4 separate regions of the Homo sapiens genome follow, and all the other regions are linked to region 1. The links are chromatin contacts, found by Hi-C or POLR2A ChIA-PET in ENCODE. All regions are on one chromosome and are shown on one strand. The core of a region is the stretch at or near the end of the contact, and the rest is flanking DNA. Distances in the headings are between cores, read along the strand shown.

The links. Hi-C counts contacts between places; a loop is a spot of excess contacts on that map. ChIA-PET counts read pairs that join two places held with the same protein, here RNA polymerase II (POLR2A). Pooled maps may share reads with other maps.
Region 2: a loop to region 1 is called in a map with no recorded cell type, with 4 times the contacts of the local background. The contact joins the promoter of ITPRIP here to the enhancer-like site in region 1. A Hi-C loop is called at or near these places in 6 of 37 single-sample maps with no recorded cell type and 4 of 50 pooled maps. POLR2A ChIA-PET finds 5 or more read pairs at or near these places in 1 of 52 experiments (MCF 10A).
Region 3: a loop to region 1 is called in a pooled map, with 2.9 times the contacts of the local background. The contact joins two enhancer-like sites. A Hi-C loop is called at or near these places in 4 of 37 single-sample maps with no recorded cell type and 3 of 50 pooled maps. POLR2A ChIA-PET finds 5 or more read pairs at or near these places in 1 of 52 experiments (activated CD4-positive, alpha-beta T cell).
Region 4: a map of endothelial cell of umbilical vein shows a loop between it and region 1 (2.8-fold over the local background). The contact joins the promoter of GSTO1 here to the enhancer-like site in region 1. A Hi-C loop is called at or near these places in 1 of 168 maps with a recorded cell type or tissue (endothelial cell of umbilical vein), 5 of 37 single-sample maps with no recorded cell type and 7 of 50 pooled maps. POLR2A ChIA-PET finds 5 or more read pairs at or near these places in 7 of 52 experiments (GM12878, MCF 10A, T-cell and 4 more).

What each region holds. Positions count from the first base shown.
Region 1 is chr10:103,982,179-103,985,122 of GRCh38, reverse strand. All of the region lies in intron 1 of SLK (STE20 like kinase), which reads right to left. Among named protein-coding and RNA genes, the nearest start is that of SLK, 17 kb to the right of the region's middle. Within about 2 kb of position 1,547, at least 7 of the 41 ENCODE cell types and tissues checked have a DNase peak (open chromatin) inside an H3K27ac peak, as active enhancers do; they include GM12878 and endothelial cell of umbilical vein, where a contact is called at or near this core.
Region 2 is chr10:104,337,086-104,340,029 of GRCh38, reverse strand. It overlaps ITPRIP (inositol 1,4,5-trisphosphate receptor interacting protein), which reads left to right and starts at 1,565. Exons shown (of 2, transcript NM_001272013.2): 1 at 1,565-1,784. It also overlaps a transcript of CFAP58 not described here. RefSeq lists a cis regulatory region at 1-422 and an enhancer at 2,688-2,887.
Region 3 is chr10:103,695,150-103,698,093 of GRCh38, reverse strand. All of the region lies in intron 5 of SH3PXD2A (SH3 and PX domains 2A), which reads left to right. Among named protein-coding and RNA genes, the nearest start is that of SH3PXD2A-AS1, 50 kb to the left of the region's middle. RefSeq lists a cis regulatory region at 1,451-1,461, enhancers at 1,384-1,528, 1,964-2,073, 1,638-2,384 and a silencer at 1,694-1,753. Within about 2 kb of position 1,458, at least 18 of the 41 ENCODE cell types and tissues checked have a DNase peak (open chromatin) inside an H3K27ac peak, as active enhancers do.
Region 4 is chr10:104,253,417-104,256,360 of GRCh38, reverse strand. GSTO1 (glutathione S-transferase omega 1) reads right to left here and starts at 1,469. Exons shown (of 6, transcript NM_004832.3): 1 at 1,399-1,469; 2 at 1,090-1,198. The coding sequence starts at 1,432. The region is part of intron 1 of LOC124902497 (a long non-coding RNA gene); the gene reads left to right. RefSeq lists silencers at 523-572, 1,063-1,322 and enhancers at 1,393-1,452, 1,787-2,301.

The DNA of each region.
Region 1 (2,944 bases), core at 298-2,797:
ATAAAATAGAACAACTGTAACAATATACTATCATAAAAATTATGTGAATGATGTCTCTCAATACATCTTACTGTACTGTACTCACCTATTTTCAGACTGCAGGTAAATAAAACCATGGAAAGTGAAACCTCGGATAAGGGGGAACTACTGCATAAAAATCTATTAAAAATCTTGGTCAAATCTTGACCAAAAGAGTTGATCTGCTGAAATCCATTCATTCTTCCAACAAATACTTACTGAGTGCCTTCTATATGTTAGGTTACTGTTCTAGATGCTGACAATGTGCAAATATGCAAAATCTCTCTGTGCTGGGGTACTTACAATTTTGGGGAGTGGACAGTCAACAAATAAATCAGTATATTAGCAATTAGTACTGTGGGAAAAAGTAAACTAATAAGAAAGATGAGAAGGCTGAGCGCGGTGGCTCATGCCTGGAATCCCAGCACTTTGGAAGGACGAGGTGGGCAGATCACTTGGGCCCAAGAGTTCGAGACCAGCATGGACAAATGGCGAAATACTGTCTCTACCAAAAAATACAAAAATTAGCACGGTGTGGTGGTGCACGCCTGTAATCCCAGCTACTCAGGAGGCTCAGGCACAAGAATCACTTGAACCCAGGAGGGAGAGGTTGCAGTGAGCCAAGATTGCACCATTGCGCTCCAGCATGGTTGACAGACTGAGACTCTGTCTCAAAAAACATAAAATAAGATGAGGAAATGGGGTATGAGAGCACACAGGCCAGAGTTTACAACTTAAATAGGGTAGTTAAGTTAGGTCTAACCGAGGTGATATTTGAGCATATTAATATCAATAAAATTCAATGATTATTTTAATGTTTTTACCTATATAAATTGGAAATATTAGTATTTTGCAAAGAAATCAGTAAGAAAAATCTCAAATTATTTCAAGTATGTTATCGTATATAGTAATATCCATCGTGCTATTAGAAGAGGCACTGTTCTCTGCACTTTCCATTTAGTAACTTATTTAATCCTTGTATCAGTTAGGGTCCAGACAGGAGGAAAATCACATTGATTATTTTAATAGAGAAATTTAATAAAAACAATGACTAACTCTGTTGCCAACTGAAAAAATAATACAAAGGATCAGGGAGGTAACAACTACAGGCAAAAGCTACCACCCCTAGGACTATGGGAACAAAGGGAAAAGATTGGAATTATTAAAATTCAGAAGCTTGGAGGAAGGGTTCCACAGAGCTGAAACTCAGACGGACCTCTGAGGACAGAGTGCTGCTCAGCTGGTGCTGTTGTCTCTGAAGAGGGGTCCTGTGAGACTGCGACCCAAACTTTTGAGGAACAGGGTACCAGCCAACTGGTGCTGGTGTTATGAAGGGTTATGATGAGGTTAGTTCTGTGAGTGTTGGAAAAACTACAAACTGTATTCAACAGCTGCTACAGAAAGAAACTGCTGATGCTGGAGCAAAAAAAAAAAAAACCTCTACAAGGGTGATGGTCAAAGTAACAAGCAGACAGGAAGTTCACAGGAAACAAGACAAAGGTGTAAGTCATTTCTTCCTCCTTCTCCTTGCAGCCTCCCTCTAGTGCCCTATACTTTTGAAACAGAAATGAGCTGCTAGCAAGGCAGAAATGTGATCTGCAGTCTTTGAACCAGCATCACAAAGCATAGAAGGGCGTATTTGGAACTGAGATTAAGAACTGGCATAATCCTTCAAAACCTATGAGCAACACAGATGGGAGAGCTAAGGTACAGAGTAGAGTAAACGTTTGGGTAATAAATATCCAAAGTTCCAAAAAGCTATTAAGTGAAGAGAGAGGAAACCGCACTGAAGGAAGCATATACTTTTAGACTGTTCATACTGTTATCTGTTTTAAATTACATGCAAATTATGGTGATCTTTTCAGTCCTGCTAAGATTTTGGTAGGAACAAGTATCAATATTAAAAAAGAATAAAATCATTCATCATCATTTAGCAAACACACAGAGTTAATTCTCATTATTTGTGGTAGTTATGTTTTATAAAATCACTGCAAGCACTGAATTAGCGACTACTGAAACATTGTTCATAGGGAAAACCATGCACATACACACACCCCTCACATAGATTATTATATTCTTAAATCCTGAAAACAATTCATCCAGGGAGATTCTCCTTTCTTTATTTTACAAAAGAGAAATGAGGTGTATAAGTGTTAAGTGACTTGCGGAAGGCCATCCCAAAAACAGATGTCAGACTTGGGATTCAAACCCTATCCAACTGGCCCCCACAGCCAGACCTTCTTGCACTTCACTACACTGCCCTCTGCTGTCTCCGTCCTCTGGTCATCTCTTCATGAGAGGTGAAATCAAGGCAGTGTCACCTTGTTCAAGTTTAGCTGGGAATGTGCTTGCTAGAGGAGTCAAATTTTTTTGCAGCTTTGCGCATACACACAAATAACCAAGTAAGTGCCGCAAGTATAGATTTTAGGACTACAAGTAAACTTTAACAAGTAGGCAAATTCACAAATACAAAATCTGCAAATAATGAGGATCGACTGTACATATTCTTTCTGTAATTTCTGTAAAATATTACAGAAATTCCAAGGATTATGTCATTTCCTGAAATCTGCAAAAGAGAAAGAAATATACTTTATATTCTCCTTATATTTTCTTCACATTCCCAAACTCTATTTTATTTATATTGTTCTGGTTAGGTATTCAAAATTTAGTCACTGGTCAGTCAAAATATAGCAACAAAATGGTGTCAGTAATAAGTTAAATTTGGCTAAGTCTGCAGTTTCCAAAATGTTTTACCAATTCTCAGATCACACAGTTTTCCTGCTTATTGCAAGGACTTATTGACTCTGAGCAGCATGAATATGCAGAAACAAACACAACTGTGTAATAAAGAAGCTGAGGAAATGTGCATAGATTGCATAGTTGGAAAAGATGAAAAACAGAACACAAAAAGACAATTTCAAAAATA
Region 2 (2,944 bases), core at 316-2,815, 350 kb before region 1:
TTTGCAGACGGGATGACAATCCCAGAGGGCATTCAAGCACTAACCTTGGCATTCCAGCACAACGCTGAACTCTTAGCCCAAGGATGACAAAGCTCAGCCCAGCGCTCTTACTTCACAGAAATTTCCCCCACCTGCTTTGCGGAGGGTGTGAGTAACCCACCGGACCAACTTCTAGACATTTTGGAAATACAGCTCTTTCAAGACCGTTTCCCCAGATCGCCCCCACCACCTCCAACACACATACTGGCCCCCAAAATTCTGCCATAACCTCTTACGTAAGGAAAGAATTTGAGCAGCAGTAGAAACTTGAAAACAAAAGTACCCTGGGCCAAGGGCCAGGGAGTCTATTTTTAGAACATTTTCTCATTGCCTGTTTATCTTTCAGACTCAGCCAAAAAGTCTTCCAGGCGAGTGTTAAAGGAAAAGACGAAAAAAAGGTGATCTAAGACCAAATAGCAGTAGCAATGGTGATCATTTTGGACACTGTGTTCCAATTTCCCCAATGTGCCTTCACTGGCATTTGGTGCCCCCAAAGCCGCTTAATGGAGAATTCATTCAAACCCTGCTCTGCCTTTTGTACTGATGGTAGGATTTGGGCAGGTCAAAGGGAAGACAATAGAAGTTATGGATTTCATAAACTATTAAGCTCGACCAGAACGCTGCTGCTGCTCCTCCAGGCCTCAGTTCTCTCGTTTCTAACATAGGGGTAGTAACACTTGATCTACCGTCACAACAGTAACCAGAAACTACCGCGCCTGTCCCGTACAGTATCCGGTCACTGTTCTCCTTTGTGCCCGGTTAATCCCGGAGAAAAGCAACCATGCATTTGATTATCATAAAAGTCGGGCGCGGTGGCTCACGCCTGTAATCCCAGGCGCTTCGGAAGGCCGAGAAGGGAGTTCGAGACCAGCCTGACCAACATGGAGAAACACCTTCTCTACTAAAAATACAAAATTAGCCGGGCGTGGTGGCACATGCCTGTAATCCCAGCTACTCGGGAGGCTGAGGCAGGAGAATCGCTCGAACCCGGGAGGCGGAGGTTGCGGTGAGCCGAGATAGCGCCACCATTGCACTCCAGCCTGGGCAACAAGAGCGAAACTCCTTCTCAAAAAAAAAAAAAAACGGTAGTAAGCTATTTTAATCCTTTCAAGCTGCAAAAGAGAAAAAGGCTGGCGTTTTGTCTAGAGTTATATTTTCCTCCAAGAGACTAAATAGGTGGCCCCAGGAATTCCGCCACTTGTAAAACGCGCCGCAGAAAACTCTCCCCGACTGGTAAGGACTTAACCCCTTCCGCTCCGCGGCTTAGGACGACTTTTAAGGGCGTCCTCCCCGCGCCCCTGTCCACTCGCTCCAGTTTACTCCACTGGCCTGATTCCGTCTCTCCCAGTCACTCTCCAGTTCTGCCGTGCCGGGGAAGTTTCTGGGGGCTCACTGGGAAGGTCTTCCCGGCGGATCCTGGGCCCAACCACCGAAACCCACACGGTCCTCCTTAAGGAGCTTCCGGGGCCGCGGGTAGAGGCGGGTGTTTTGTTCTTATAAGGAGGAAAAAGTTTTTGTGACATCCAGGAAATGAGTAACTCTGAAGTTCAGTAGAGCCGGCCGCTGCAGGCCAGAAGGTGGGAGCCAGCGGGGGCATCGCCGCCCGCGCCCCTCTAAGTGCCGGGCCGCAAGCTCCACCGCAGCCGCCTGCAAGCAGCGGCGCCTCGGCCCTCGACCTGCGCGCAAAGCCTGTGCTGGAGCCGTCCTCCCGCGGCGGGGACCGGGACCGGGGACCCAAGCCAATCGTAAGTCCCAGGGCAGCCTAGTGTGCTGAAGGAAGAAGGGCGCGATGGAGAGCGCGAGCTCGGAGGAGCTGTGTCGGAGATGGCTGCCGACAGAGGGGGCGCAGGAGGGTGTGGGGAGCGCGGGCGCCTGCTCCTCCCGGGTGGGGGCTGACTTTGGAGACCCCCTTCCCTTAAAGCGCGCGTGCCCAGGCGGGCGTATTGTCTCCTCGCGGTCCCGCATCCTGTTCCCGCCGCGTCGGGGGATGCGTCCCGGGCGCTCGCTCCAGCCAGGGCTGCGGGCAGCTCCTCCTCGAGGCGCGCGCAGCCTCGGAGCCCAGAGCGGGACCACATTTTTGTTCCTAGTGGCCAGGTGACCCGTTACTTCTCACATCTGAGCAGAGCGCTACCGAAGAAAGAAAAGCCGGTTCGCCCTGCTCATTTGCTGCCCCCTTTTCCCCTTCCCCTTCCCTCCCTTCCTGTAAGGGAGGAATAGGCGTGAAGTTTTTTTTTCTCGGTTCATGGTAGTGAAGTTATGGGGCTGCTTCAGGCCGGATAAAATCCCCGCCGCTTCCTCTTTCGGGACTATTAGTGGGCCAGACCTCACGCTGTGCAGACTTGCTCTTGGGCTGCAAATAACTCTCTGCCCCTTCACCCCTAACCCCACCCTCAACCCCATCCCTGTGACTTTGCCATTCTGGCCGCCTGGTGAAGACTCCCGGGGCGGGACTCCCCATCCAAAACGCTTTCTCTTAAAAAAAGAAAAAGAAAAAGAAAAAAAAAGCCACCGACCAGGAAGGTAAAATATTTTACGGAACCAGGCAGGGGCCTCATTTTGCCTTTTGCCCCTCTGCTGGTATGAGAAAAGCACCCTTTCACAACTAGTAGAGTACCAGATACTGGTCTCATTTCACAAACAGTAGAGTACCAGATATTGGTCGCAATCTGGACTCTGGTCTTTTGGATCTAAATCGGGGTCGCGGTCTATTTTCTTGTTCTTTTTTTGGATATGACCCAGTGCTCTTGCCTTTTACAAACCGAGTCTATCTGACTGCCAGCTAAAGTTCATCTGTGGTTGGTGCAGTTTTAGGCCCAGGTGAGCCCTGAAAATAGAGTATCAGAAAAGTGGATTACTGTCTTTCCTCCTTACGAAAACAGAATAGGCTGTGTTTTTGAGTCCTCCC
Region 3 (2,944 bases), core at 209-2,708, 290 kb after region 1:
TCTCCTTGTGGCCAAATCCCTAGTGGGCCTCAGCGTGGCCCCTTTGGAGCATTGTGGGTCAGGGCTGTCTGTTTAGCTTCAGGAGCCTGGGCCAGCCACTGAAGCCTCAGACCTCAATCTCCTCATCCATGAAATGGGTGAGCACCTGCTCTGCCTACTTCAGAACACCAAAGAATAAATCCTGGGAGTTTTCAAGGGGAAGGCAGAGTGTGGGGAGCCATGTGTCAAAACAGGGGAACAACACATGTGAATTGTTCAGTGCCTTTCCTGCCCCCACCAGCCTCTCCCTGTGCAGTCTCCAACACCAGCCATTTCACTAGAGCATCCGGGGAGGGAGCACAGCGTGTCTGGCCAAGATAAAATGAAAGGAAAAAAGAAAAACCCTTTCGGGTCTACATTAGCATAAAAATGCAAGCCCTTTACATCTCTTGGTTTTGGGGCTCTGAGAGTTGGCCACTCCTTGGGAGGTTAAATGTGTCCTAATAGAGGGGTCCAGAGGCGTGCGTCCATTCCTGTGGGTCAGGGATGAACACACTTCCTGGTGCTCGGCGCTAGACAGAGACCAGTGGTTGTTCTGGCATTTGCGAAAGCCCAAAACTCTGAAAGTGGGGCTGGAATCACACCTGCCTGGCACTGTCTGCCAGCATCGTGGTGAGGTCCTTAAGGAGAAGCTCCTTTTGTTTCAGGGGCTCTGTAGGACCCAGGTTTAAACAGGTCTTTGCCACCTGTGTAGCAACTGAGGTGGGTCAGATGGGCCCAGGTATGAAAGAATAACAACAAAGACAATTTATAGCAGTTTCTGTGCCGGCCACTGTGCGAAGCCCTTTCTACACACTGTACATTGCATCTTCCCCAAACCCCAGGGGTTTGGTGCTATTATTGTCCTCGTTCTACAGATAGAGAAGTAGAGGCTCAAGAGGCCAAGAAAGTAGATCAAGGGCACCCCCCTGCCCCCACTGCAAGCAGCAGGGATTTGAACTGGAGGCCTCCGTCTCCAGAACCTGCTCATCCAAACATAGCTTGCATCATCCTATGGGGAGGGGCCAAGAGAGGAACCGTATCACCCGGGGATGGGGCGGGGTGGGAGTAGAGGCCCCAGGAGTCCTTGTTTAGATGGGGAGGGATGGAGTGCTGGTTGGAGGAACTCCACCCCTCTTTCCCAGCCAGGCCAGACCTGTGGACCACAGGAGATCACCCATCCCAGTTTGTCCAGTTTGAGCCCTGAAAGTCCCATGTCCCTGTTTTCCTGGGACTGTGGGTCACTGTACCTGTGGTTTGAGTCACCCCTGGACCAGCTGCAGAGAATGAATGGCTGAGTGGTCTGATGGGAGCTGTTTTAGGACACAGCTTGGGAGGCCTTTTCAATTACATTAGCCTCTGGCAACGCTAGAGGGAGATGCTAGCCCCGCCCTTCCTCCCCTCCTCTTCTTCCTGTGGCTCCCTGGCCGATATGATTCAGCAGCAAGTCGGAAGCAGGCTAGACTGTGACCTACCAGGAGTGGAGTCACCGGCAGGGTGGGGGCTGTCAGCACCAGCTCAGGGCAAGACTTGGAGCAAGGACGGAGTGTGGATTGGAGAAGGGGACTGATGGGAAGAGGGGGGGTTCTTGAGTTGTTAGGGAACTGAGCCCCAGCAGAGGGCCCTGCTGTCCTGCCAGACTGGAACTGGTTATAGGGCAGTGGGAAGTGGTCATGGTGTGAAGGGGGATCCCTGCCTTTGCGTCTTGCCCTCGTATGTGAGGGATGGGAGAGTCCCAGCCACTGGATACCTAAACTGCTTATCACCCTATTCAGCAGCTAAAAATATGAAATGGCTTTGCTAAAGGATGCCCAACTGGAAACTTCCAGAAGGTCTCCTATTAGGGCAGCGCCTGCTCGGGCAGGCCAGACACCCTGAAGGATTCAGGATTCCTCTTCGTTCCCACCATTCAGTCACAGCCTGGTGACCCCCACTGCCAGGACCTCAGCCTCCACCCCATTAACCCCATGTGCTGATCAGGCCCTCTGGGCTCTGCCTTCTACTCCTGCATCCACTACTCCAGGAAGGGGTGGTAAGTGGGCATTTGTCTTGAGCCTCAGAGCAAGGCCTGGGTTTTCTGGTCCCCAGTCCTGGTCTCACCCACTCACTATGGCCTTGAGGAAGTTGTCCGGCTTCTCTAAGCTTTGGTCTTCTCACCTGCAAGAGGAGAGCCCACACCCCCTGCAGGGAGGGACCCGGAAGTCCTCGGTGGGGAGGACTCTGAACTCTGGCTGAAGGACAGGCAGGCCAAGAGATATTTTCTAGAGGCTCCTTCAGCACTACAAGCACGTTGTTCTTACTGAGCATAAATGTTTCTTAGGGGTGGCTGGAGGCCTGATGGAGATTATGCAACACTGGAGCAGCCTCAGAATCCCCAGGGGAGTTTGTTGGAGATGCAGACCATGCAGTAGGTTGGGGTGGGGCCCTGCATCTGAATTTTAACCACTTTCTAGATGATTCCATTGAATAGCAGGCTGAGAATCACCAACCAGGGCCTGGCACAAAGGAGGCCCTCCAAGCATGTGAGTTTTGTGTCTTCCCCACTCTTTTTTTTTTTTTTTTCTTTTTGAGACAGAGTCTCACTTGTCACTCAGGCTGGAGTGCAGTGGCACCACCACAGCCCACTGCAGTCTTGACCTCCTGGGCTTCAAGCAATCCTCCCACCTCAGCCTCCCTTGTGGCTGGGAGTACAAGTGCTTGCTACCATGCCTAGCTAATTTATTTTTGGTAGAGATAGGGGGTCTCACTATGTTGCCTAGGCTGGTCTCAAACTCCCTGTCTCATAGGAACAGCCTGGGTAGCCTCAACCTGCTCAGAGCTGGAGAAGGCAGCCATTCCTGTGAGGCAGCCACCCCTGCCTGGGCTACTGGCAGCCAGGGGGATGGTCAGTGGGCCATCAGTCCTGGGCTTCTCCTGCCAGGACCAG
Region 4 (2,944 bases), core at 220-2,719, 270 kb before region 1:
AATGAGTACCAAAAAATGTCTTTTTTCAATTTTGGTTACATTAGATTTCTCTTAGTACAATAAAAGAGTTCTATCACAGCAAATATGACAGTGTTTTTGAGAAACATTATGAAATAGTAAGTACTCTATGTGTTCAGAATCATAATCTCATCCAAATGAGATGCATTTCTTAGTGAAGTAATGACAAATCCCCTTCAAATGTATTTTTTAAATGCATTTTACCTTTCTTTTAGGGAAAATAATTGCCTACCCCTAAAGATTATCCCCTTAGAAGACTAAAATTAGTTCACAAACACTAAGCACACAGACAGAAAATTCCTTAAGAATAGGGGGTTTGTTTTAAACTTCCACAGAACCTTCCACACCAAAGGTATCTAATAAATGTCTAATCAACAGACATCCAAAGGTCATGGGAAGGGAAGTGGTTCCAATGGATACTTGGTGTCAGAGAAAAGTCAAGTGACTGTTGCACATATCCTGTGGATAGCCCGTAAGTCAAAAACTATGCTAGTTTCAAAACAGGCTCTGCAGAAGGATGAGCTAGACAGACACTTCCCTCTATTTGACTCAACCAACAGCCCAATCCACAGGAATATGTGCAGTAAACTCAGCACTACCCTAGGAGGGTCAGGGTCTAAACTCTGCTGTACTGGGGTAAATTACTATTCTAGGAGGGAACAATACATTCAGAATAACAACTAACAGTTAAGCTGGAATAAGAACGGGAAATCACAATAGGGCGAAAGCGAAAGGACTCTGGACCAGGAATTCGTGACCTACCAAAGCTAAAAGAGCTGCTGCCGGTTATTACCGGGCAAATCACTAACATCACTGGAGCCTCAGCTTTTCTAATCCATTAAATGGTTGGTTAATCTAAATGAGGTGTCCTAGACCGTTGGAATCTGTGGCCTATTTTTCCTAGGGGAATGGCCTATAACTTGCTATTTTCCAAAGGGCCGAGAATAGTTTAATGTGCAGTAAAGGACGCTGGTGGGAGGGGGGTAGAAGGGGGCTGAGACCCCACCCCACCCCGCCGCCTGCAGCAGGCTCCCGGACGGCTCGGGGAGCGTCCCCCGCCTGGGTGCCCACCTGATTCCCTTGGCCTTCAGGACTAGACGCGTCCTCTCAGCAAACGGGCAGAACCTCATGCTGTAGATGCGGATCGAGCCCTCCGGGACCGGCCCCGGGGGCGCGCTTCCTGCCGGGGAGAAGCGAAGGCGATTACGGCCCAGAGAGGTGTCGAGACCCCCCGTATCCCACCGCCCCCGCGTCCCACTGCAGCTCCGACCCGTTCCCCGCCGGTGGGGCGCTCCCGGGCGGCTGGGCTCCCGGAGCAGCCTCGAACATGCCGCCGGGGGTCGCCGAGATCACCCCCTCTTCGCGGCGGGCAGGCCTCACCCTTCCCCAAGCTCCTGGCTGACTCCCCGGACATCGTGGCGCAGCGCAGGCCGAGCTCCTCTGGGGTTTGCAGGGGATTCAGGAAGTAGGTGGCGCGTCCTTCCCGCCCTCCTTCCCTCCCCCGCTTCCTCCTTAGCTCAAAAGTGCCTGCCCCCGGCGGCCGCCAGCTCCACCCGTTGTGCCTTCCCGGCTTTATGGGATAGCCCTTAAAACATCTTAAGGGGCTGTGTCAAAGCATCTCGCTGGCCAAGGGCTGCACCCACGGGGAGATACACAAAAGTTATAAATGCTCAGTCATCCCTCCGCCCCCGAACGAAGGGGTCACCACTCCGCACTCCACGGGGCTCCACGTCTGACCCTGACCCTGACCTCCCTCCCGTGACACTGACCTCGAAGCACCACCCGCTCCGTCCCAAGGCTTCACGACTTCAGAGCCTGTGGCCCGACCTCATGGCTCACTCACCGGTCCAGAGCGTTCTCTCCAAAGGCTCCTGTTCAGCTTGTGAAGGGAAAATAAAAATCTCTTGACTCCAAACTCACTATGCCAAAGGGAAGAGTCAAGCTTGGAAACTGAGTCAGGCAACACTGCCTCCCATTTTGTTGCTAAATAGCTACAAAGATCAAAGGCCACACACCTCCCCAAGGAAATTCCTTGTTGGCCCGCAAGATCTTTACTCTAAAACAGATCAGTTGAATTTCATCTTGGCAATGTAAACTAACAGCTTATCTTCCCAAGTATGGGACAAAGACAGGTCTAGGAGTCATCCTTCCTCTCGCTGGAGAAAAATGCAATTTGACCGCTTCCTCTACCCTATATTTAATCTTGTAAAAATGCAGATTCACCAAGCACTAGACGAATGCATAACTGACTATTCCTCTACGACCTCCTTTCACGAATGTAACATGCGCATTCAGTGAATGCTGATCAAAGGCCCCAAAGAATGCAACTACTCTCCCCTTTTATCTACCTTCCCTTTTTACTTTCCACTTTCCCCTACTGCCTGCTCTTTCCCTTTAAATATTGAAGTCCTCAAGCCCTCTTTGGAAAGAGCACAGATCACAGATGTTCCTGTGATTTTGTGTTCCTTTTTCTCAGATGTGTCCTCAACCTTGGCAAAATAAACCTCTAAAAGGATTGAGACTCACCTTGGTCATTTCCTTTGATTTACAAGCTCATCTATGCCTCGCTGCAGGGTTGCCCAGCCACCTGGACAGGCTTTTCCTTTTTCTGTCAGTACTAGCTTAACGTGACTACTGGGAGGGCCTCTGTCCCTACCGTCACCTGTAGGATACATCCTTTTCATTTTAACCCATAGGAGACAGCACAAACCTGGATATTATCAACCTCAGAATAATGGTGCTGCTTTCAAAACTCTCCCACTTATTAAACATTTGTGTTTTGGAGCCCTGGTAATATAACAGTACTCCCATTTTTCTAAGAGATAGAGGATGAGTTATTTTTTACATTATTTATTTCTCCCATCTTCTCTGTTTCCTCCTTTCTCCCTGTTCCCCACTTCCTACTTAGCTCTTTAGAAATGCAATT